2 separate regions of the Homo sapiens genome follow, and region 1 is linked to region 2. The links are chromatin loops, found by intact Hi-C in ENCODE. Cell type or tissue: endothelial cell of umbilical vein. All regions are shown on one strand. Each heading gives the region's core, and the rest is flanking DNA. Links, peaks and the distances in the headings are about the cores only.

Region 1 (12,038 bases), core at 4,556-7,055, 120 kb after region 2:
ATTTGGCCCTGGCCAAGTCATTCTTTCCCTGAAGACTGGAATTCTGCTTCCAGCCTCTTCCTGGTAGCTGGAATCTTGCTCCAATGGACAGACCTGCTTCCTGACAGTGACTTCTTAGCTGGGTTTCCAACACCTTCTCTACCTCAAATTCCCTTCCTCCATATTCTTGCTGCCTCATGGTGCAGATGCAGTCTCTACCCCACTAAGCCCCCACTCTCTGTCCCTGTAGCCTGCTAGACTCTTCCACTGGTCCCCCTTGGTGTACGGGTCTACTGCCAGGCCTTGGTCCTGCCCGTCAACAACTCCATAATTGCTGCTTAAATAGTCATGTGTCCCCCAACAACTTGAGTTATGACAGCCAAGCCTATAGAAGGTATGACAGCCAAGCCTATAGCTTTTTTTTTTTTTTTTTAATCTGGGTAGGACCAGCCAGGGTCTTGGGGTTTAGAGGAGAATGCCAGCATCAGGGAAACTCTTCTCTCCCTCCCCTGCTTCCTAGCCTTATGTTCTTCTCCTCCCTGGTGCCCGAGTCCTAATCTTTATTACCTGCCCATTACTTGGGTCCCAAAGAAGGAAACTTCTGACCCGAACTCAGCCACTCCTTCTAACCCTATACTTGTCCCTCCTCATGACAGCAGTGGCTAAAATGATTACCCAGAGCCTGACACTCACTGGGCCAAGTTTTGTGTGTGAAGAGGTCACTGCACTGATAGACAATACACATTTGCTCATTTCCTACAAACAAGTAGTAGAACTTGACCAACATTTGTTGAATAGTTACATCAAATCCTATACATCAGGCTTGAGTTTGGACCTTCTGAGGTCTTCTAGGCTGAATGACAATGTACCTTAGGCTCTCCAGGGAATGCCATCAGTAAAGGCAGCCTGTTCTGATGTCATGACTATAGGGAATGTGATGCCTTATTTGAATTAGGCGCTGTTTGTTCCACTCTTTATCTTTTTTCCTCCAGAACTGAGGCTAGTTGATCTTCCCTTGAAAGTTCAGTCCCCCTGAGTAGCTAAGCCCAATCCTGTCTGTACAGTGGAGGGACTCAGGATGCCTCATCCAACACTCGGAGACGCAAAATGAAGTCTCTAGTCCATTGATCTCTGTTCATATTCAAGTCTCCAGTTTTCTGGTCCCAGTCCATGACGGGCCTCCAAAAGTACAACCACAGCCCCAAGAAGTGGTTCTAGTCAAGAGTTAACATCTTTAGCATGATGCAGGGTAAAAAGAATGTATCTCACAGGAGGTGGTGATGGGTCACAGCTGTTTGGCACAGCACAGTAGTGGAACATCCTGGCTTAGGAGGTATTAACAGCTAACAGGCAGACAGGGATATAGGCAACTTCAGGAAGATAGCCTGCCAGTGGGTAAAAGAGCCTCAACCACCATTTGTAAATCCATTGTTTTATCAAACTTTTATTATGAATATCCTGAGTGCTAGACACAGTGCTAGGAAGAAAAAGTGTAGAGATAAATAAGACACCGTCCCAGCACTCTAGACCTCTCAGAATTCTGGAAGTCCTCCTTTGAATGAATTCTGGTTATGCTAGGTCCCTCTCTGGGTATGATGCCTGGCACCTATTATAGTAGTCCAGGTATTTTCCAAACAATGAATCAACCAATCAACAAATGATAGTCTGGCATCTAGCATGTAGTGAGCAAATGTATTTCCACACCAATGTCCAAAGTCTTTGGGTGTATAACTGGCAAAATCAAGCTATCAGTTCTGGGAAAATTACAGTATTAGGCACATAATATCTACAGTCTCTACTTTAGCCCTCGCTCTCTCCATACTAACACACTGCCTTCCAGGCAAGACAAAGGTGTTGTACAGCTCTGTTGCTGCACCATTCAACAGTATTTGTATTCTATACACCCTTTTTCAAATTCTTGTCAGACTCTCTGCTTTTGTGATTAAGTACAAAAATATCATTGTGTCACTCAGCAACTTTAGGATAAACTTTGAGAGAGGATAAACCAATTTTTTACCAATCATAAAAGTGAGAAAGGGATCATATTGTCATTGTAAACGGTTCTGGGCAACAATCTGAGGACTGCTGCTAGCATGTGTTTCTGTAACCCATTCTCACATGGTATAAGTGCTTTCATTCACTAAATCATGGTTTAGTAAAAGGGACTCAATCTTCTGGGTTCCCAGAAATGGACGGATTGTGGAGGAATGCTCTTTATCACTACCGTGGCCATGGTGAATTCACAGATACCAAATCCTGGCTATTATGGCAAGAATGGTCGCCCCATCATTATATTCAAAGACAAGAATAGAAATTTAACTAAATTCTAAATTCTCTGAGAAGTCTTCATATCCAAAATAGAAAGACTCATTATGATGTTTCTAATTAAAGTATGTGAATGGTGATTGCATGTTTTAAGTGCTTCAGAGTTTGAAATTAAATTCTATTTGTGAAAGCTATTATTTATATATTTTTATACCTAAAATCTCTGTAGCCTTTTTTCTTTCAATACAACTGAATCCCTCAATAAAATCTTGGCAGAGCCATCAATTTTCTTATGCCCTTTTTCTGCTGCCAAATACATCACGTACCTACTTAAACAGAATGCTAGAAGAATGAAATAGTTTTGTTTAGCTAAATAATTTGGAGAGCTAAATACAGCCACATTTAGAAAGCATTTTCTTATCTTGCTCTTATTCTTTAATATTATATTGTAAACAAATTCCCATGTCATTAAAACTGTTTACAAATATGAATAATACCCTGTAATTTCTATCGTTTGTTTATTCATTTCCCTTTTCTTAGATATGAAGGTTGTTCCCAAGTTTTTTTTTTAATGTTATAAATGACACTATTTGAATATCATTATAAATCCATACCTGATCATTCCTCAGGAAAAAAGTTGCAGGAATAAAATTGCTAAATAAAAATGAATGACAGTTTTTAAGCTTCATAACTAAACAACCAAACTGTTTCCAGGTACCTGTCACTGGGTCAAATCACCTGCTTCCTGTCTTCCTGGTATCCTGCTTGTCTCTGGTAATTTAGAATCTAATTTTTCTACTATCTTATTTTCCTTCTGACTCACTCTCCTAGTGGCGTGTTTCCTAGGGTATTTTGTAATTTTGACTTCTGAACTCATGTTTAGTTGAGCAATGTATGGGAATTGCAGGAAACCTGGGCTGAGATTCTATTTCCAAAACGATTTGCTCTGAATTGTGCTGGGTGCCCCACAGTTCTCCAACTAGAACCACTTTCAATTATTAGTTTGGCTTGGCATTTACAGACCTAAACAGGTGGTATAAATTCTAGTGCCAAATCTATGTGAGGGTGTGGACTATGGTTATGAATTTTTATGAGAGTGATAGGTCTTTTTTTCTAGCTTTTCCTCATATTGACGGTACAGCCTTTTGTCCAGGGTTTATGTGACTCACTTAGGCATTAAGACCCAAGGCCTTCATGCCAATGCCCAGGATTCTGCCTTTTGCCATCCCCATGTATAACTGCAAAAAATAGACTGGGTTCATCTAAGTCTAGGCAAGGGCAGGATAACTTTCTTTCCTTTTTGAGGGGTGGGGAGGGGAACAGGGTTCTCACTCTGTCACCCAGGCTGGAGTGCAGTGGCGTGATCATGGCTCACTGCAGCCTCGACTTTCCCAGGCTCAGGTGATCCTCCTGCCTCACCCTCCTGACTAGCTGGGATTACAGGCACCCACCACCATGTCCAGCTAATGTTCGTATTTTTTGGTAGAGACAGGGTTTCATCATGTTGCCCAGCCTGGTCTCAAACTCCTGGACTTGAGTGATCCGTATTTGTCATGCAGCAATAGATAATTAATACACATATCCATTCATCCTTCCCGCCATTCCTCCTGTTTCAGTGGAAAAAGAGCTTCTTCTCCAGGCCACCGTCTGCAGAAAAGGTCCCTTCTCTCCTTCCCAGGTCTCACTGAGTAACCCCCAAACAAGCGCCCTCTCCGAGATCATGCCTGACTGGTGGGTTCCTTGTGCTCTTCCAGCACATCTGTCAGCTCACCTCCTTCCTTGTCTTGACCTCCCAAAGTGCTGGGATTACAGGCATGAACCACTGCGCCCGGTCAGGAGGATAACTTGATACAGTCATCTACATACCTCCCGGTCAATTACAGACATCTACAGAGTCTATGCCATAGTCAAAGGAGCAGAAACCAGGTAACCCTCATCCCCTGTCCACACGGAGACTTGAGAACAAGGGTAAAGTTCTAGAATATTGAGCCAAGCCCTGAGGTTGGCCTTGCCTTCAGTGTCTGCTTATCACTCTGGTGTCCAACTCCCTCTGGTTTTGGCCCTGAGGGATTTCCCACACTTTTCCAAAATGTTGGCTAGACATTTAAAGAATATATCTGTTTTTGAGCTCCTGATGTGTAGGTGTTCTGTAATGGAAGACTTTTATAGGATATCTGGTCTGCTGTGTTGCCAGAAATGGTCCCTTCTGTAATTTCAACACCTGGTGTCACTCTCTCTCCCACCCTAGAAGTTTTAGCACCCACCTCCCAGTTTACCTCCACCCTGGTTCCCTCAGCATTCTGGGTCACTTCATTTGTGTAGGTGACCCATCCAAAACCTAAGTCTCTTAATTATCTCACCTTCTTGTCTTCAGAGACATTTATCTTCACGTTCCTTCAGCCACCCACACTATGGAGGCCAGGACTAAGTGGCTCCCTTCTTTTATTTTTTATTGTTTTATTTTATTTTATTTTTTGAGACGGAGTCTTGCTCTGTCACCCAGGCTGGAGTACAGTGGCATGATCTCAGTTCACTGCAACCTCTGCCTCCCGGGTTCAAGCAATTCTCCTGCCTCAGCCTCCCAAGTAGCTGGGATTACAGGTGTGTGCCACCACGCCCAGCTAATTGTTTGTATTTTTTGTTTTGTTTTGTTTTGTTTTGTTTGAGACGGAGTCTCGCTCTGTCGCCCAGGCTGGAGTGCAGTGGCACGATCTCGGCTCACTGCAAGCCCCGCCTCCTGGGTTCACGCCATTCTCCTGCCTCAGCCTCCAGAGTAGCTGGGACTACAGGCGCCCGCCACCAAGCCGGGCTAATTTTTTGTATTTTTAGTAGAGACGGGGTTTCACCGTGTTGGCCAAGATGGTCTCGATTTCCTGACCTCGTGATCTGCCTGCCTTGGCCTCCCAAAGTGCTGGGATTACAGGAGTGAGCCACTGCGCCCGGCCCCAAGTTGACTCCCTTCTAAAGGGATGGGATATCACTTTTGAGACGAAGCTATAGAAAGATCATGACTCCCATCTTGCTATCCCTCTCTTGATTTTCTTTCTGGCTCATGCTGAGAGAAGACAGTGGTCATGTTGTGAGCTGCCCTATGGAGAGGCCCACGTGGCAAGAAACTGAGGGTGGCCTGCAAAACAACAGCCCATGGGGAACTAAGGTCCCCAGTCCCACAGCTCACAGAAAACAGAACCCTGCCAACAACTACGTGAGTCAGCTTGGACGCAGCTCCTCCCGGCAGAGCCAGGAGATGACTGCAGCCCTGGCGCATACCTTGATTGCAATCTGGGAGAGATCCTGAGCCAGAGGGCCCAGCTAAATGTGCCTGGATTCCTGACTCACAGAAACAATAAATGTATTTCCTAAGCAGCTACACTGTAGGGTAGTTTTTCATACAGCAATAGATAATGAATACACACCCACTCATTCTTCCCGCTGATCGTCTCGGTGCAGTGGAAAAGGGTCTTCTCCTCCAGGCCACCATCTGCAGAAGAGGCCCCTTCCGCTCACCTTCCCAGGTCTCACTGAGTGACCCCCAAAGAAGTGCCTTCTCTGAGATGGTGCCTTATTGGGGGGGTTCCTTGGGCTCTTTCATCACAGCTGTCCGCTCGCCTCTTTCCTTGTCTCTCTTATATATGAAAATCTACTTAAAAACTACACACATAATAGGGCAATTTGCTAAAATGGGCATTTTTGCTGGTTTGGGGGATGTTTTGTTGTTGTTGTTGTTTTGTTTTCTACTAAAGACTCATCCTCCCTGCAAAGCAAAATGTTTTCCTTCCTTCAACCAGGACCTCTCTTGGCCCATAAGTCTCCTTTATGCAAATTTTTTGACAATAAAAATAGTATTTTATTTCCCCCACACTTTCCCTCCTCCAACAACCCCCAGTACACCTTTCCCTTCTTGTTCACACAGCTATGTTACAATAAGAAAAAAATAAGTTTTGGAGCAGGTCACAGTGGCTCATGCCTGTAATCCCAGCACTTTGGGAGGCCAAGGTGGGGGGATCACTTGAGCCCAGGAGTTCAAGACCGTCCTGGGCAACATGGCAAAACCCTATCTCTACAAAAAACACAAAAATTAGCCAGGTGTGGTGGCATGCACCTGTAGTCCCAGCTACTCAAGAGGCTGAGGCAGGAGGATGGCTTGAACCCGGGAGACGGAGGTTGCAGTGAGCTGTGATCACGCCACTGCACTCCAGCCTGGGTGCCAGAACAAGATCCTGTCTCAACAACAAAAAAAAAAGTTTTGGGGGCAGGATTATGAGGGTAGAGGGGATATGGGTAAAAACACAAATCACAATAGGCATTTTTGAAAATACGTTATTCCACTTGGTCATCGTCTTCTCCCTCATCTTTGAGCTGCTTTCACTTCTGACTCCTTTCTTCTTCACCAAGGTCTTCTTCATCTTCTTCATCATCTACCTCTCCATTGTTATAATCGTCTTCATCCTCCTCTTCTGCACTCATGTCCTCCTCTTCTCCTTCCTCCTCCTCCTCCTCCTCATCCTCTCCTCATTGTCCAGGCCCTCCACGTAGCCCTCAGCATCCAAGTCAACAGCAAATTTTTTTAAAAGGTCCTTTTCCTCCTTTTCTTGTTGGCAGGAGTGATTTTGTACCCAGCTTGGCAAGCAGGGTATGGGCTGCATTTCGGCCCCATTCTTCCCCACAGTCAATGCTCTTGAGCAGTGAACAACCTACACATCCTTCCATGGCTACCATGCTCAACCTTTCTTATGGGGAAAGCCTAATGCCACGTATCTATTCTCTTGACTTCTGGCCTCCCCTGCCTCCCTGAGGAAAGTTAAGGGCCAAGAAGAGTTGAATCAAACTAGATCATCCTAGAAGGGGAAACATGGAGGATGAGGCATTGCACTGACAAAGGGGAACTGCTAAATCTGGCTATGACTTCCCCATCCTGGACCGTGAGGATGGAGGTCTGGGGACCCCTCTCCAGCTCTCATGGAGCCCTGCACTTGACTGCAATGGTTCCTTTGTGAAGGAACAACAGTAAATGAAGCTCCTTCCCTCTTTGCATTTGGACTATGGCTGATTTAATCCATGAGAGGGAAAGGGAGGGGCCTAGTAAGCAAGTTGACTGTGGAATTCTCACAGGTGTTGGCAAACGAACGGGGGATAGAGTGTCTTGGACCAGATTTAGACAAATCTAGAAAAATAAATAATGAGAACTTACCTGCACAGTACATGCTACTATAACATTATATTGATAGTCATATTTCTCTTACCATACCTCTCGCTTTCCCTTGGTTTTGGTTGCACTTCTTGAACCTTTGCTGAAGCTCTTATTTCATATGTAAGCTACCTAAACAGGTGCTTCTAGGCTCTCCTTGCATCTCTCCTCTCTCACTTTTTTTTTTTCCATCGACGATATGGTTACCAGGTTAATCTCTTTAAATGGTTTTCAGGATCTCACACTGGTACCCAAACATTTTCAACTGTTATCTACTGTTTAGAGGCTGTAGTTCAAATGTCTGAGTTTTGTGATTCAAAGCCTTGCACAATAGGGTTCCGATATATCAATTTGGTCTCATCTCCTCTTCTAGCTTGTAATTCCAGCGAAACTGAAAACTCACACGGGGCATTCTCATCTCAATGCCTCTGCTCATCACATTTCTCCTGGTTGGAGTTTTTTTCACACCTTTTTTTGCTAAGTCAAAATCTTACATAATCTTTAATACTATTTAATGTTTCCCTTCTCACAAAGCCTCTCCTGACCTTTTTAACTGCTAGGGTCCTTCTCTCATCTTCTCTACTGTTATCTGGGATCATAATTTTATTTCCCTATGTTAGGTGATATTTTATTTTAAAATACTGATGACCTTGACTGTGAGTGCCCAAGGGCAGGGACCAAGTTGGCTACTTTTATGTGTCTTTTTTGTTGCCTGGCACAGGGTTTTGGACACAGAGCATGCTAAAATACAATTTTAAAAGACTGAATCTTCCCTCTACCAGAAGATCCACTGCAGCAAAATTCTTGGTGTTCTTAAAATATAACTTAAAATTGAAAAATGTTTTTTACATTTCATTCAACTTCTCAAAAGAAGTTCATCTAATTATAAGGGTAAATAACAACCCCCAAAATATATTTTATACAAATTAAAGCACATAAATATATAATCTGATATAGTAGTTTGTTGCTTTTTGTGTATGTTAGCATAGAGTTTTAAGTAGTATATACCTATAATACAAGCAGTGTCAGAAAATTTAGACTTCTTCAAATAATTTTTTTTTTTTTTTTTTTTTTTTTTTTTTTTTGAGACAGAGTCTCACTCTGTCACCCAGGCTGGAGTGTAGTGGTACGAGTTCGGCTCACTGCAACCTCGGCCTCCTGGGTTCAAGTGATTCTCATGCTTCAACCTACCGAGTAGCTGAGACTACAAGTGTGTGCCACCACACCCGGTTAATTTTGTATTTTTAGTAGAGATGGGGTTTTGCCATGTTGGCCAGGCTGGTCTCGAACTCCTGACCTCAAGTGATCCACCCACCTCTGCCTCCCAAAGTGCCAGGATTACAGGCCTGAGCCACCGCTCCCAGCCCCTCTTCAAACAATTTTTAAGTTAACTTTAAAAACCACAAATATTCCCTCTTTCAACTTCTGTTTTAAAACTGAAAAGCTAAATGTTAGAAATAAACTTTTCCCTTGAAGCCATTTACGTAGTCATGAACACTATGCTTAAAGTAAATAAATGTAAAATCTGTTAAACTTTTTGTTTTCTTGTATTTTAAGCACAGCTTCTTTTTGAATTAATGCAATTCAGCAAACTTGCTTTTTCAGGAACAGAAAATCACCCCACGACTTGTAAAATACGTAATCTAGAAAATGCGTGAGAAGAGAGACCTTCCAAAGCTATGTCATGAGAGCGGAGTGTTATACAGCAGCATCTCTTCCAGTTTGTCCCCTGGGTGTTATATAACTCAAAGGTAATTAAAGGATTCAGGCTTGGATCGCAAATTCTAGCACACAAAGAGTAATCTAATGTGAAGACACCAAGCTTGCAGATGCTCCAAGTTTCCAGCCAAGATAAAGAAAAACCCTTTGGATATGCAGATTATAACATCTATGTTAGTTCTGTTGGACATCAATTTAGAAAAGATTCAATTTAGTCAAGGACATTGGCTTTGTCTGATATATCTCATTCCAGAAATGTGATTATGCTCTATTGGCTGAAAACAGCAACTCTTAAAAAGTTTCTAAAAAACTTCAAAAATATTTGTTCGAAGAACTGGAACATAGACTTTTTTTTTCTAAATTGAAAACAAATGTCCACTTAGAAAGACTTAATGTACTTAAGAATCAATTGTACTCTGCAAACAATTTACCCCAATAGGGACTGGATTTTTACTTAACAAAACGGTTCAATAAAGGTTTTAAAATGATTGGAAGATAAATAAACATTAAATAGTTAAAAACAAAAAGTAATTTATCTCATATTGCTTCTCAAGGACTTTAGTACTTCACGAGAGAGAACTATTCAAACAATACATTTATAGGTACATCTGTCTTTTCAATGGAAGCTATTAAGCACCAACATCAAGTCTCTGGTGTCTTACCAGTATTACATTGGCTGATCAGTATGACCACTGCACCATCTAGTGTCCACACGGTAAAACAGCAGCTAGGGAGCGCTTTTTCTCCAAGTCCATCTTTCTGAAAGCCATCCTCTAAACTGGCGTTTTGATAGTTCATCATCAAGAATATAAAGGACAGATCATTCATATAAAGACTAAGTCACATTATAACATTTCCAGGTGTGCTAGAAAATTAAGACATGGTGCTTATAAAAAAGTACACAAATTATGTAAAACGATGTTTAAAACCTAAAGATAGGAATATGGTAAGTTATTTTTAAAAGACTTTTTGTAAAAGAGAAAGCTATCTCATCGAACTATGAACCACGGATAGAAATCATGATGTTCAAAGACTATGTATAAACAATATGGAGAAATTAATTCGTAGATGTAAAGTAAAACATTAAAAACATGAAAATATATGCAAGAAAATAACTGGCTGAAAATGTTTTTGGAGTGTTGATGATTATTTATTTGCCTATTTTTTGTTTATCATCTCTTAATTATGTTCCAAATGGATTATTTGTTACAATTAACTAGCCAAGTAAATACTGAGAAATCTAATCTGCCAGTCAACATCTAGGAATTCTGTATAGATAAAGGAAAATCTGGCCAAATTTCACAAGTCTATTAACGTGTTAATTTTTACTTTGGGTAAAGGAGTGTAGGAGGTTGTTGTTGTTGTTGCTGTTTTACACCACGCCTTTAGTTTTTAAAAAATTGGGGGAGAGGAGGAGAAGGCCAGCTGTTAGATTTAGAACAAAAATGAAATATTTATAGGAGACAGTCCTTAGTCCTTTGGGCTCTTGGAAAATATTCACATCAAATTTCCAACATAACTGACTCAGAGCCACTGCTTTTTTTTTTTTAATGCCATCAAAAGAATATAAAAGTATTTTGAAAAGTTAAACACATTCCGGGGAATCATTTTACCAGTATTTGCAAAACGATTCAACCTAAATAAAATACAGGTGATCATAAGAAGAAATTTCAAGCAAACTTAATGCCACTCCTGAGTAGAAAAAAAAATAGTTATAACTTTAAAAATCTAATTGCCTACTATGAGAGGTATCAATGTTGAGAGACATTGAACCCACTTTTATGTTTAAAGAAAACTCTTTGAACAGGAACTTTTAAGGTAGCATGGAGGACAGACCTCCAATGGCCATGCCTTTGTACAATCCCTTAGCCTTGAGTGTAAATGAAACTTGTGACTTGTTTTTATCGATAGAATGTGGCAAAGGGAACAGGACACCACTCTGTGATTATGTTACATTATCTAAGACTCTGCCTTAGTGAACTAGAGACCGGGATTCTCCTTCCTGCCTTGAGGAACTGAGCAGCCACGCTGAGGAAGCCCACAGTGAGAGCCTCTAGCAGCTTCCAGTGAACAGCCAGCAAACCAGGGGCACTCAGCCACACAGCTGCACGAACTGAATCCTGCCTGCAGGTGTAATGAGCTTAAAATAAATTCTTCCCCAGTCAGGCTCCAGATGAGAACACAGCCCAGCTGACACCTTGAGTGTGACCTGGCAAGACCCTAAGCAGAGAACCCAGCTGAGCTGCTCGCAGGCTCCTGACCCATAGAACCTGTAACTTGTTTCAGCCACTAGGATTGTGGTAATTTGCTATGCAATAATAGAAAGCGAAAACAGGTAGCATATTAAATAAAATTCACGATTCCATAAACAGTTATGGAGAACCAGACCCAGTTCTGGGCCTAGTGGAAATTAGGCCCTCAGAGTGCTGCTAAATGGAAGGACTAAGCTCCATACAAATATAAGAAAGGCAGGTAAGTGATTTAGTCCACAGTTTCAAGGACATCATAATTTAGTTGAAGAAAAACAGCCACATAATTAACTAAGATAAGTGCCAACACAGGGACAAATAACATGATAGAATGCACAGAAAAAGATCTGTTATCAACAGAAACTTTTCCAAGCTACAGAAAACCAAAATCAAAAATACTTAGAAAAAAAAAAAAAGGAGGGAAAGAAAATTCATGGGTTCACAAAACTGGTTTGGAGGTAGGGCTGGCCTCAGGCTTAATTGCATCCATTCTCAAAGCTCAGAAATTCTCTAGGCTCTTCTCTCTTAACCTTCACAGTTGGGCTGGCTCCCATGGATGACAAACATAATAATGTAGCATCCAGGGACCTCCATGGAATAGAGAAGAAACTTCCATAAGACCTAGTGAAAGTCTCCAT
Region 2 (12,038 bases), core at 3,323-5,822:
TAAACTTGTTTTTTTAACAGAGGCAGACATTATTTTTAAACTCCCAGAGGGAAAAGCTACTAAAGACTTCCATCTGCCTGCAAGCACTGACAGAGAATTCCAGAGTTTAAACTTGTGGCCAACAGGCCTGCAGAACGAATATGTTTGTGCAGCTGCATGACATCCTGATTCACTGACATGAACAACATCCCCTAGACTTGCTACAGGATATTTAACAGATTAAATAAAGTCGCTCTTATTTGGGGTTTACAGAAATTCTGATTGAGTAGGCAAAGGGCCACTTTGCTAATGGAAAAATCAATTTTAATGTAAATAAAAGCATTTTACGTTTTGAATGCCACTGTTATCGCTACAAGGGAAGGGTTGTCTCTATGAACAGATAGGATGACTGCTTAGGAATAGCAAGATGTCGCTACAGAGAGGAAAAACGTGACAGGAATCAACCAACAACCTATCTTGTTCCCCGTAGATGTTAGTCATATACAACAACTCCCGGAGTCTGAAGTGGAGCAGGTCATGGTGTGTAGAGTGTGTGCTGTGTTTGTGAAAAGGAAGAAAAAGCTGATATATCCCCAATGGACAATCTGCCAAGTGAAAGAATTTCAACTCATCCATGATAGGATAATGATCACCCTGTTCATGCTGGGAATGTGCGTCAGCACAGAACTTTAGGGGAGAAGCTGGTAGACCTTATATATAATTTGTGAAATAAAATATACTGAAATATCACAGTTCTCCTCTCGCCCCCCCTCCCCACTGCCCCCAATCAATGGAGTCTCGTTCTGTCACCCAGATGGAGTGCAGTGGTGAGATCTCAGCTCACTGCAACCTCCGGCTCCTGGGTCCAAGTGATTCTCTTGCCTCAGCCTCCCGAGTAGCTGGGATTACAGGTGCATGCCACCATGCCTTGCTAATTTCTGTATTTTTAGTAGAGACGCGGTTTCACCATGTTGGCCAGGCCAGTCTCAAACTCCTAAGCTCAAGTGATCCGCCCACCTCAGCCTCCCAAAGTGTTTGGTTTACAGGCATGAGCCACCGCGCCTGGCTGAAATATCACAGTTTTTAAGTAAGGGGCTAAATTTTGTTTCAGACAAAATTATGAAAAAATTCCCATTGAGGATGAATGTAACACAAATATTATTAAAATAACACATTAAATCTAGACCAATATATTTAAGTCGAAAGGCTGGTGGATAAATAAAAGCCCAGAGAATATATATAATGTGACTAACGTTCTCTCTATGTCCAAGAGCCTCCTGGCAGTCATACAGGGTCCCCAAGGCCGGTATCTGTGGAGAGACCGTGGCCACATGTAGTATCCCGGACAATCTCCCCAAGGCAGACATGAAACCTGCAGGCATGTACTATGGAAAACAGGATGCTGGGAGATCCATCCCATGGAGAAGAATTTATGTCAATTAGTCATACGGAGTCCCCAAGGCTCCCAGATTTACGTCCTTATAGCTCAGTTAAGAGATGACTGCAGCAACCCAGGCATCTGAACTTGGAGAGAAGGAGCGAAAAGGGACTGGAAATGATGGATGATCTGAGGGACACTGAGGAGAAAGAAGAGAGGAGTCTGAGGAACTGCCTGAGAACTCCATGGCCTGAACCTCTACAAGGGTATGGCTGGATGTCAAGAAGAGAGAAGATTTGGAGGAGAGACCTTTAGCTTGTATTCAGGCACCATGAACTTCAGGTGCTGGCAGAACATTCAAGGGAAGATGTCCAACGGACAGTCAGAAATGCATTACTGGCACTCTAGCAAGAAGCTGGAGTTGAAGTTATTTGGTGGAGTCTTCTAAACAAAAGCAGCTGTTGAGGACCAGGGGTAAACTCCTAGAGAATGATTACATTTAGGAGCAAGTGGGCTTTGCACAATAAAGAACGTTGAACTCCTTTGGCATTGAGAATGAACAAGTAAAGAAAAAGGTTTTGTTTGCTGTTTGTTTTAAGTTCATAAAGTGTGAAGGACACTCAAGCAGGTTCATGGGCTGAGGAGAAGGAGCCCTGGGTGTCGGGGTGTTGAAGATGCAAGAAAGAAGAAGGGCTGCAGAGCTGCACCAGCCAGGATGTCAGACCAGCCACACGGGGACTGCATGGGGACTGAATTCCTTCAGGTCATAGCGAGATTTGGGGTGGAGAGGGAGAGTCTGAACTTCATCCAGTGAATATGAGGAAATGACCAGGAAGTCAGGAGATGACAGCACCAAAGAAATGTGAAGGAAAACTCAGCAGACGGCACCTACCTCAGATGAGGGCATGCACAAGACTGGACGCAAAATGAGCAGGGAATAGCACTGGGGAGTTGATGCAATGTCAGCGCCCCCTGTGATAGGAGAGGTAAAGGACAACAGAGCCACCATTGAAGAGAATTACCAGGGCAACAGTGTTGCCAAGGAGACCCAGGGTTCGGACAATCCAAGGGAGAGGAGGAAGGAGATATCTGCAAAAATAATGAGGCTGTAGAAAAGTGTGTTCACTGTGGAACGGAAACATTCATGCACAATTAACTGAGCAGCTATTATAGAGGAAGGGCTACAATGGTAAGCAAAAACAGATCAGATCTCTGCCCTTAGGAGGCTTGCAGGCCATGAGAGAGGCTGACATTAGTCAAACAACCATCCACCCAAACGTAGACCTGCAGTGTGTAGTGAGTAGGAAATGTGGGGGACCCCAGAGGCTCACACGGTGGTACTGTGGCATTAGTTCCCACGGCAGACATAGCACAAGATGGCCTCCAAATTATGAGTTAAAATTCAGGGTAAAATTGTTTGAGGGCTACAGAGGTTTAGTCTAGTTTCATAGCATTGCCTAAAAGGTAGAAATATCCTATGCAAATTAAACAGGAAACCATTTAAAAGCCACTGAAAAGCAAAAGATTAACATTCCTTGGTTTGTACACCTAATTCTCTTGAGAGAAACAATTCCACTAGTTGCTTTTTAAAAAAATAATTTTATAATAATGATGCCTTTAGCATTGATTTTATACTTTTTCTAACATAGTTATTGAGGATGCCCCACTTGCGAGATGTTCTATTTTGGTTTCTTTCTTTAAAATGACAGGTGTGTTAAGCAAGCATTCCAGAGAATGAGTTGCTCCAGCAGGATTTGGATAAAACACACACAGAAAGCCTCTGAATCCAATTAGAGCACCATCAAACCAACTAGCTTATTCCAAAATCCTTTTCTAATATAATTTTTATTTAGATTTTCAATACTGGTCTGAAGAAACATTGAACATGTTCTAGAATGATGGGAAAAAGCCCGTAACAGAACCTCAGAATAGCCAGTTGCAATTCACCAATGTTTTCAGAAACCATAAAAATGATTTTTAATTGTTGTTGTTATTAAGTGAGTAGGTTAAAAAAAAGACTACCTCTCTGAGAAGCAAGAAAAAATAATACTTCTCACCACTAGATTAGGAGTCCCATGAGGACAGGGAGCAAGTTGATTTTATTCCTGGTGGTGCCCCTATACTGTACTTAGGCCACAAAAAGGTCCCTAAAAATATTTACAAAAAGAATAAGTCATGGGTAAATGTGGGGCAATAATTTACAAGGCCTAGGCTATGATTTATTTTAGCAGGTCTTTAGATTTTTCACAGAGGAAATTGTTTCCAACAGTGCCTTCCTGTAGAATTCCAAATATTTTGAAAGATAATATAACAAACACTAATGTTTGAAATTGGGAAAATATCAGAGCCAGCAGGAAGGATGATTAACACTCATAAGAATGGTACAGACATTGCTGACACAGTTTTCAGGTAAGCAAACACTTAATTGCTCTTTACAAGGTAATTGAAAGACAATTCATCAAAGACAAATAATTGAAAAACAGCTGGAATAATTTATATGTGAAATTGTCTTTTAAGAAGTTTCTATTTTCACCCGGTGATGAGTGGTGAAAATTAATTTCTTCAAGAGCACTCTCTTTGTTAACATTTCCTTCTTTCTCATCTCAGATTTTTCTTCAGTCTTAACCTTCTTTCTCCTAATTGGGGAAGCCAGAAAAGCAATTTTGTTCCATGGCAAAGAAACAAGAAAATAAGTTACCTAACTAAATTGGAACTAAATCCAAACTGCTTTTGTTTTTTCCATTCTCTTTAGGCATCACACACGAGAATGTGAATCTCTTAGAAAACAGTGGAACAATATAGAAAACTATAAAACCATTTTAATCTGAAATTAAATTCTTTGATAATATAGCATTATGACAGATGTTCAGTTATGTGGCAATATTTTAGGCTTTCAATTAACTAAATATATCGGAACTACAAGGTAGAACTACCTTGCATAATAGCCCAGTGTTGTGGTGGCAAACATCTGACTCTACAATGTAACATGTTCAATGACGAGGAATCATTCTTTAAGACTGGCAGCCAGCAACAAGTTTTTATTCCAATTTAAACAGAACACACCACCTCTCCTATCTCACCTTTCCACTGTGAAGCAAATATCTCCTGTTAGAACAGTACCCTAAGGGGAGCAAACACAAGTGGAGAGAGGGCTGACACTTAGGTATTTCCACACTAAAGCTTCCAGAGAAGAAAATGGTTTGTTTTGTTTAACTCTTTAGCTATGTGTCACCCTGATATGACTTTGCGTATGCTTAAAAAATAGGAAATAGCCATTTAAATATAAACACAGACCTGTGAGTACTGCAAAGGAAAAACATGGGCTTCCAGTGCCAGAAAGATCTGAATGTAATAATCTGTTCCTCCCCATCCTAGCTGGTAACCTTAGGTCTGTAATTCAACCTTTCAGAGTCCCTTCCTCATCTGTAGAATGGGGTAATACAATTCATGATTTGGGTTGTGGCTACTGTTAATAGAGATAATACATGTAAGCAAGTGGAAAAAGGCTGATAAGAGGTTTTGTGGGGAATAAAAATGGAGAGTGGGTTATTTATGATTTGGAGCAATTGGGGCAGCAAAATTTCTTGGAAAAATATTTTCCTGGTCTTCTAGAGGTCTCCAGGAAAACAAAAATGCCCCCTGAAATAAATAAACTCCTGTATACCCACCCAAAACAGTTACCTGCATTCTCCGTTGGTCTCAAGATAATTGCTGGGAGCTGCTAAAACCAACTAAGACTCGAGGGAAATCCCCACTACTCTATAGCAGAAATGCCCTGGATTAAGGAAAGAAACTAAGCAAGAAGGTTGACATCATATACAAGAATGAGAGAGGAGCTAAGAGTTGGACGTGGCTCTATTTCCTACCAGCTGGGAAATTGCGAATTTTTTATTTTTATGCTTGCACCTGCAAAAAATAAAAAATTTTAAAAATCAAACCAACAAACATAAAACTATTTTATAGAAAAGGCCAGTTGCTTACTTGATTAATACAACGCTTAGTAAATCAAGGTGAAACTGATTAGGCGCTATTTAGTCAGATACAAATTGTTGTTCCTTTTGGTTTTTAAAAATCCTGCACCGTATAAGATGTGTTGCTACGGCTGCTAAACACAGGAAGTTGCATTTTACTGTTGTTTCCACATGTGCCTAATGTCACAATCTAAAGAGAAAAGAAAGATCTGTTTTATGATTCCATTAACTTCAGATATTTTAAGTAAAGACCACCTATAAATTCAATGTAGATGACAAAGTCCCAGAGGATTCTTGATTATGAGACTCATGTTATCCACTGGACTGGCTAAGAAATCATTATCAAAGGGCCCTCTGTTTATTCTGCCCTTCCCTTTTAAAGATCTAGCAGGAACCTTATGCTCATTCCCTTTGCCTCTAGGACTGCAGTGCCCAGCAATGAAAATAAACCTGGACTGGCACTGCAAAACCACAAGCAATTAATTAAATCCTTATCAGTTATTTCCACTGTCTATAGTAAGACGCCATTTTTATGCCTTAGGGTATTGAATGTTGAATCTGAAATAGGGTCTTGGATCCAAGTGTTCTGTTCTCAACTTGGAAGAACACCAATATTCTATGACTTTTAACCTTCCTCAGATTGAGTGCTCAGCATATTCTAATCTGCAAGATGCCTTAAAAGTCTACAATGACAGAGTCACAACTAAAGGGTGTAGAGGTTTGGCTAAGAGCTTCTGCATGCCCTGATCCCCATGCCCAATCCATCATAATCTGGATTCGGATCAGGGCCTAAGAGAAGTGAGTCTTGTTTGCAGCCTTTGTAGAATGCTTGTATCTCGCCATCTCAAGGCAATTCCTGGTCCAAGAGATGCCTATAAAATTAAATAATTTCTGAGGTTTAAGGAGAGTTTTAATCATTTTACAAAAGGACCTAGGGTCACTAGATTCTGATGCACCCAATTCTTATTTGTGTGCTTAACCAGCTTGAGGGACCTTTTTCAATAAAATAAGGAATTTTGAACCTAGAGGAGGTGGGTGTGCTGTTGAAGCATTATCTTCACGTTGACAAGATAAGCAGTCCACCAAAACTGACTGCACCAGTTAAAAGTTTCCTGTGAGATTTACGAATTGATAGGAAGACATCATTGGAAGCCTGCTAGGTGGTTTACAATGCATATGGGCTAGAATACAAATGCAGTTAGTCGTAATGAATCATCTTCGAATTACCAACCTGTCTCAATGGGGCTCTGCGTTTTCTGGCAAGAACATTCTTGTTCTGACTTTACTTTGACAGGTGTTTAAACACCATCTTTCTTTAACACGCTTATTCATTTTCTTTCTTATTTTAGCAGCTCTTTGAAAAGAGACATGTCACCCTGCGGATTTCAAACACATCTAAGACAATGAAAGCATACAGAGCCAGCAAAACCAAACACAGAAAAGGAAGACTATATATGTAGTGACATTTGAGAACAAAACATTTCTCCAAATACAGGGCTTCACATTCAGGGCCCTCAAAGAAGATTATAAAACCAGTCAGGTGGCCACATTAGTTACTGACCACACTGGGATTAGGATCTTGATAAGTAGTTTGGGGGTTTCTTTCCTGAACATTACTCGATCAATTTGGTGCTCCAATCACAAGATACTGGTATTGATTTCTTACACAATGGCAGAAACATAATGTCACATATTCCATTTCTTTCTTTATTTATTTCCTTTTTTCTTCCTTCCTTTCCTTTCCCTCCCTTCCTTCCTTTTTTCCTTCCTCCTTCTACTTCTTCCTCCTTCCTTTCCTCCCTCCCTCCCTCCTTCCTTCCCTCCCCACTCCCTGTCGCAGGCCTTCCTTCCTTCCTTCCTTCCTTCTTTCCTTCCTTCTTCCCTCCCTTCCTTCTTTCCCTCCTTCCTTCTTTTTCTTTAAGATAGGGTCTCACTCTGTCTGTCACCCAGGCTGGAGTGCAGTGGTGTGATCAAGGATCACCACAGGCTTGATCTCCTGGGTTCGGGTGATCCTCCCATCTTGGACTCTTGGGTATCTGGGACTAGAGGTGCACACCACCACACCCACATAATTTTTTCTGTTCTTTGTATAGACGGGTTTCGCCACATTGCCCAGGCTGGTCATGAACACATATTCCATTTTCTAAATTTACCCCATATGCTCTACAGCCTATGCTTTACTTCCTAAGTGTACTGCCTAGTCACACTGGTTAATTTCCATTGCTGAAAATCACCTTCAATGCCTCCTCTTACTCAAGTAATATGAATATGGCACTGTTGAGGTGAGTGGGGAAGAGGCCTTAATTGGTTAAGAAATGAAACTCAAAAATCAGAAAAAAGACAATGGATGCAGTGTGCTTTGGGACATTGCTAATAAGTCCTGGTTTGTACATTGGTTTTAGGGACATTGCTTAAAGTCCTTAAATGGCCTATTTAAAAAATACAGAAAAAAGGGGCTGGGCACGGTGGCTCATGCCTGTAATCCCAGCACTTTGGGAGGCCAAGGCAGGTGGATCACCTGAGGTCAGGATTTCGAGACCAGCCTGGCCAACAGGGCGAAACCCCGTCTCTACTAAAAATACAAAAATTAGCCAGGTGTGGTGGTGCGTGCCTGTAGTCCCAGCTACTTGGGAGGCTGAGGCAGGAGAACCGCTGGAACCTGGGAAGTGGAGGTTGCAGTGAGCCAAGATCACACCACTGCACTCCAGCCTGGGTGATGGAGTAAGACTCCGTCTCAAAAAAATAAAAACAAAACAAAAACAAAAAAAGGACACTACTATGGGCTGAATTGTGTCCCTCAAAATTCATACGTTAAAGTCTTAACTCCCAGTACCTCAACATGGGACCATATTTGAATACAGGTCCTTTAAAAAAGTAAAATTAAGGTAAAATGAGGTCATATGGGTGGGCCCTACTCCAATGGGGTTCTTATAAGAGGAAAATATTTGAGCACAGATGTGTGTGGGCACAGAGGATGGACCATATGAGGACACAGAGGGAAGGCAGACATCTACAAGTTAAAGACAGAGGCTCTGAGCAGAAGCTAACCCTGCTGACACCTTGATCTTAGACCTCTAGCCTCCAGAACAGTGAGGAAATACATTTCTGTTGTTGCAGCCACTCAGTCTGTGGTATGGTGTTACGACAGCCTTAGCAGACGAATACTGTACAGACATTTACTATTATCTGCAAAGTTATTTATTAACATGTCGAAGGTAAAGTGAAAATGTCACACAGCTTTCAACCTCACCTCCACCTCAGCCCACTTGAAAGAAGGAAAAAGAAAAGTTCTTTGAAGGATTTTGCTATGATTACTTTATAATGGCTTCCTAAATTAAAACATTCTTGTTTGGAAAATGAGGTATACGTGTGTTCTGACATTCTGTGGTTGGATGACTGAAGGGGATTCAGTTTTTTAAAAGTGTACAGTTCTAAATTCTTCTAAAAATCTCATGTTTGATTTTATTCTTTTCATGTTTTCTTTAAAAAATTGGCAGTCAAGTACTTTCCAAGCGACAGAACATTAGATGTATACAATTCTGGTTTAGAGGCCTTTAGGAAAATGAAACAGCGCAGTCAGGCCAACAGGAACCCACGGCATGAGCTCAGTTAACTTGTTCTGGTTTATTCCAAGTTTCCATTCTCACCCGGCTCTTTCATAAACAGGTTGGCAGGTCAACACAAGCTAACTTTACAGATGCAGAAGAAATTTTGAAAAACACAAAATCCCTTTATAATAGATGAAATTGATCAGTGCAATCCTGAATCATCCCTTTAGACTGCCCTCCCCAGTCCTGTGAGCCACCCAGCTGTTGTCAGAAACATCTTTATACAAGAAGGAAGGTCAGAGGGAATGCTCAGCACACCCTGAAACACCTTAGGCAACGAACAGTGGCCTTCCATAGGGAGGCTGAAAAATTCTTTAGAAAAAGCTTTTAAGAGACCCCAATTAAGACTGAATGGAATTTACTTCACAGTGGGCAATGGGCTGCAAATAGGCACACAATTGAAAGGAAAGGATGCCTGAAGTACAAACAGAGGCGAAAATAAAAAGCCAAACATTATCCAAGACAGAATGCATGAACAGAAGTCTTAAATAAATGATTGCTTCCTTTTGGAATTTTCAGAATTTGCCGCCTACAGTTCTAAAAGGGAAAAGGGCTCAGCCTCCTTTTCAGAAATGTATTTTACAAAAATCTTTCTTATAGTTCTTCCTTCTCATTATTAAACAGCTATTTTCATCTAGTGCCCTGTTCTTTGACTTTGGTTTTGGGTTAAGTAATTAGTATGCAGCAACCCCAGATGAAGTTCACAGAGGTCTTCTTGAAAAGGCAACGAGTTGAAATTCTGTGGTCTTTTCCTAAACAGTAATTGGCATTCTGCTGATAACTTCCTTGCCTTCGAATGTAACTATATATTTACTTCAAACCTAGTTGTTGTGGGAAATGCATCATTTTGCTGCTTATAATATTAACAAAATGTACATAAAAGCAAACAGGTTTCTGGCAATAATATTCCATCAGAATCTCAACATTCTACTTGACAATAGGAATATTTGCTCATGAACAGTAAATATGAATGACCCAATTCATCCCGGCATTTGTGTACAGAACATCTGAGTCTCTGAACTGGATATTTTGTAACTTTTGCCTCAAGTAAAGAGAAAGACACACATAAAGATTCAAATGAGAATTTTTTTTTTTTAATTTAAATACAGAAGGTCCCTGACTTACCATGGTTTGACTTACTATTTTTGTTTACTTTATGATGGGCTTATCAAGATGTAATCCCATCATAAGTTGAGGACCATCTGTACAGTACCACTAACCTATAATTTGTTTTCCAGAAGATGTTTCTCACCTTAGGAATCCTCTGGAATGTTTGTTGAGAACACAGACTCTGAGACCCCTCTCCAAAAGACTTTGATTTTGCTGACCTATAATATGGGACCCAGCAATCAGTATTTTGCACACTAGGTGAGTTTCACAATTGGGCACTTTTGTGAAATATCAATGGTAGTTTGTAATACCCCCAGGATCCTATCAGAACGAGCATCCCATAAAGATGACGCATCCCTAAAATAAAAACACAGAAAAATACAGGAATACCACAATTATTCAATGTAGATCTTAAATGTGAGTCTTCTTAAAAAATGCCAGCACATTATTATCACAGTAAACACATTTTTAAATTAGTCTATGTACCACAAAACTTTTAAACGTCCATAAAATATTTTTTAGACCATTGCAACAAGCCAGGTCAAAGTTGAGATCTTGTGTGACCATCACCCAAGAAAGTCTTTTGAAATCAGTTAAAAGCTATCTGCTAAAGAGAAAAACTAAGTCTTCCAGATAAAAGGAAAACGTTCATCCTGATTAATTGGGAGGGATGGCAGTGTTTGTGCATACTGCAGCAAGTCTGCTTTGCTACCTTATGTCCCAGCCAAGCTCTCGACCAAGCATGAAGCCAGAATAAAGCCACGTTCTAATACAAAGACTCAAAAACCATACACCCCGTGAGCTTTTCTCAAGAAGCACCCTGTGTGCTCTGCCAAAATAAGGAAATAGACCCAGAAAAAAAAAGGGGGCATGGGATCCAGCAATCTGAAGATTCAATGCAAGAGGAAAGTGGAAGGAATCCCCCTGGTGTGATGAAGAGAGATCCCAAGACAACAGCTGGACAGTGGGCTCAGAGAAAATCCAGTCCACATGGGAAGAGGACAAAGGCTATGTATGAAGCTCTTAAAGATGAACCTGTAAGAATAACTCGAGTATTTGAACATATTGAGAAGCGATTCGTTAAATACATAACAAGAGAAAGTGTGGGGATGGTATGTAGGACACTTAGCAAGCTAACAAAAACACCAGTAGGAAAAACAAAAGGTATGCAGGAGAGAAAAAGAAATCGTGGTTTACCACAAGCCTTAGCTATCGTTGGCATTTCTGCTATTACATGGATGACTGATAAAATCAAAAACACAATATAAGAATGTTGGGGCTGGGCACAGTGGCTCACACGGGTAATCCCAGCATTTTGGGAGCTGAGGTGGGTGTATCACCTGAGTTCAGAAGTTCAAGACCAGATTGCCAAGACCAGCCTGGCGAAACCCTGTCGCTACTAAAAATACAAAAATTAGCCGGGCGTGGTGGCAGGTGCCTGTAATCCCAGCTAATCGGGAGGCTGAGGCAGGAGAATCACTTGAACCCAGGAGCCGGAGGTTGCAGTGAGCTGAAATCAGGCCACTGCACTCCAGCCTGGGCAACAGAGCGACACTCCATCTCAAAAAAAAAAAAAAGACTTGAGAAGATGAGAAAATGGGAAAATGGGAAATAATAGGAAATGTATGATTCTGAAATGGGGAGAGGCAGGGGTTGGGGTAGGGTAAAAAAGAGAACTACGTGTTCGGTTTCCATACTGTGAGCTCAGTAGATAATGTGTCATGCTGAAAAATCAATCAATAGGTAGCAAAGAGCATGCTATTTAGAGACTGGAGAATTAAAGAATCAGTTTAAACAACTCCACATTTCTTAGATGCCCCTGAACTTTCTACTCAGTTCCCACTACTCTACTAATGTATGACCTGGCCAAACAGAGCTATTCATTTATTTGACAAATAGTTTTGGTGTCAGGCATATACCTAGGAATAAGAAGAGACATTGGTGAACAAGACAGATAACGTCTTTTAGATCATGGAGCTTATGTTCTAGAAA

What was found. Peaks named below come from ENCODE experiments on the same cell type or tissue, not always from the same donor. Only the 100,000 strongest peaks of a DNase experiment are listed, where the experiment ranks them.
Region 1: a loop joins it to region 2, with 8 times the contacts of the local background. A loop is called at or near these places in 3 of 110 quality-filtered maps.

The regions. Positions count from the first base shown.
Region 1 is chr6:143,573,355-143,585,392 of GRCh38, reverse strand. It overlaps a transcript of PHACTR2 not described here. Among named protein-coding and RNA genes, the nearest start is that of PHACTR2-AS1, 10 kb to the right of the region's middle. RefSeq lists a silencer at 9,891-9,940. In endothelial cell of umbilical vein, for the core only: no CTCF peak of the experiment used is centred there; a DNase peak (open chromatin) is centred at 5,522.
Region 2 is chr6:143,689,282-143,701,319 of GRCh38, reverse strand. The region is part of intron 1 of PHACTR2 (phosphatase and actin regulator 2); the gene reads right to left. Among named protein-coding and RNA genes, the nearest start is that of PHACTR2, 17 kb to the right of the region's middle. In endothelial cell of umbilical vein, for the core only: no CTCF peak of the experiment used is centred there; DNase peaks (open chromatin) are centred at 3,789, 4,619 and 5,679; H3K27ac peaks cover 2,115 bases.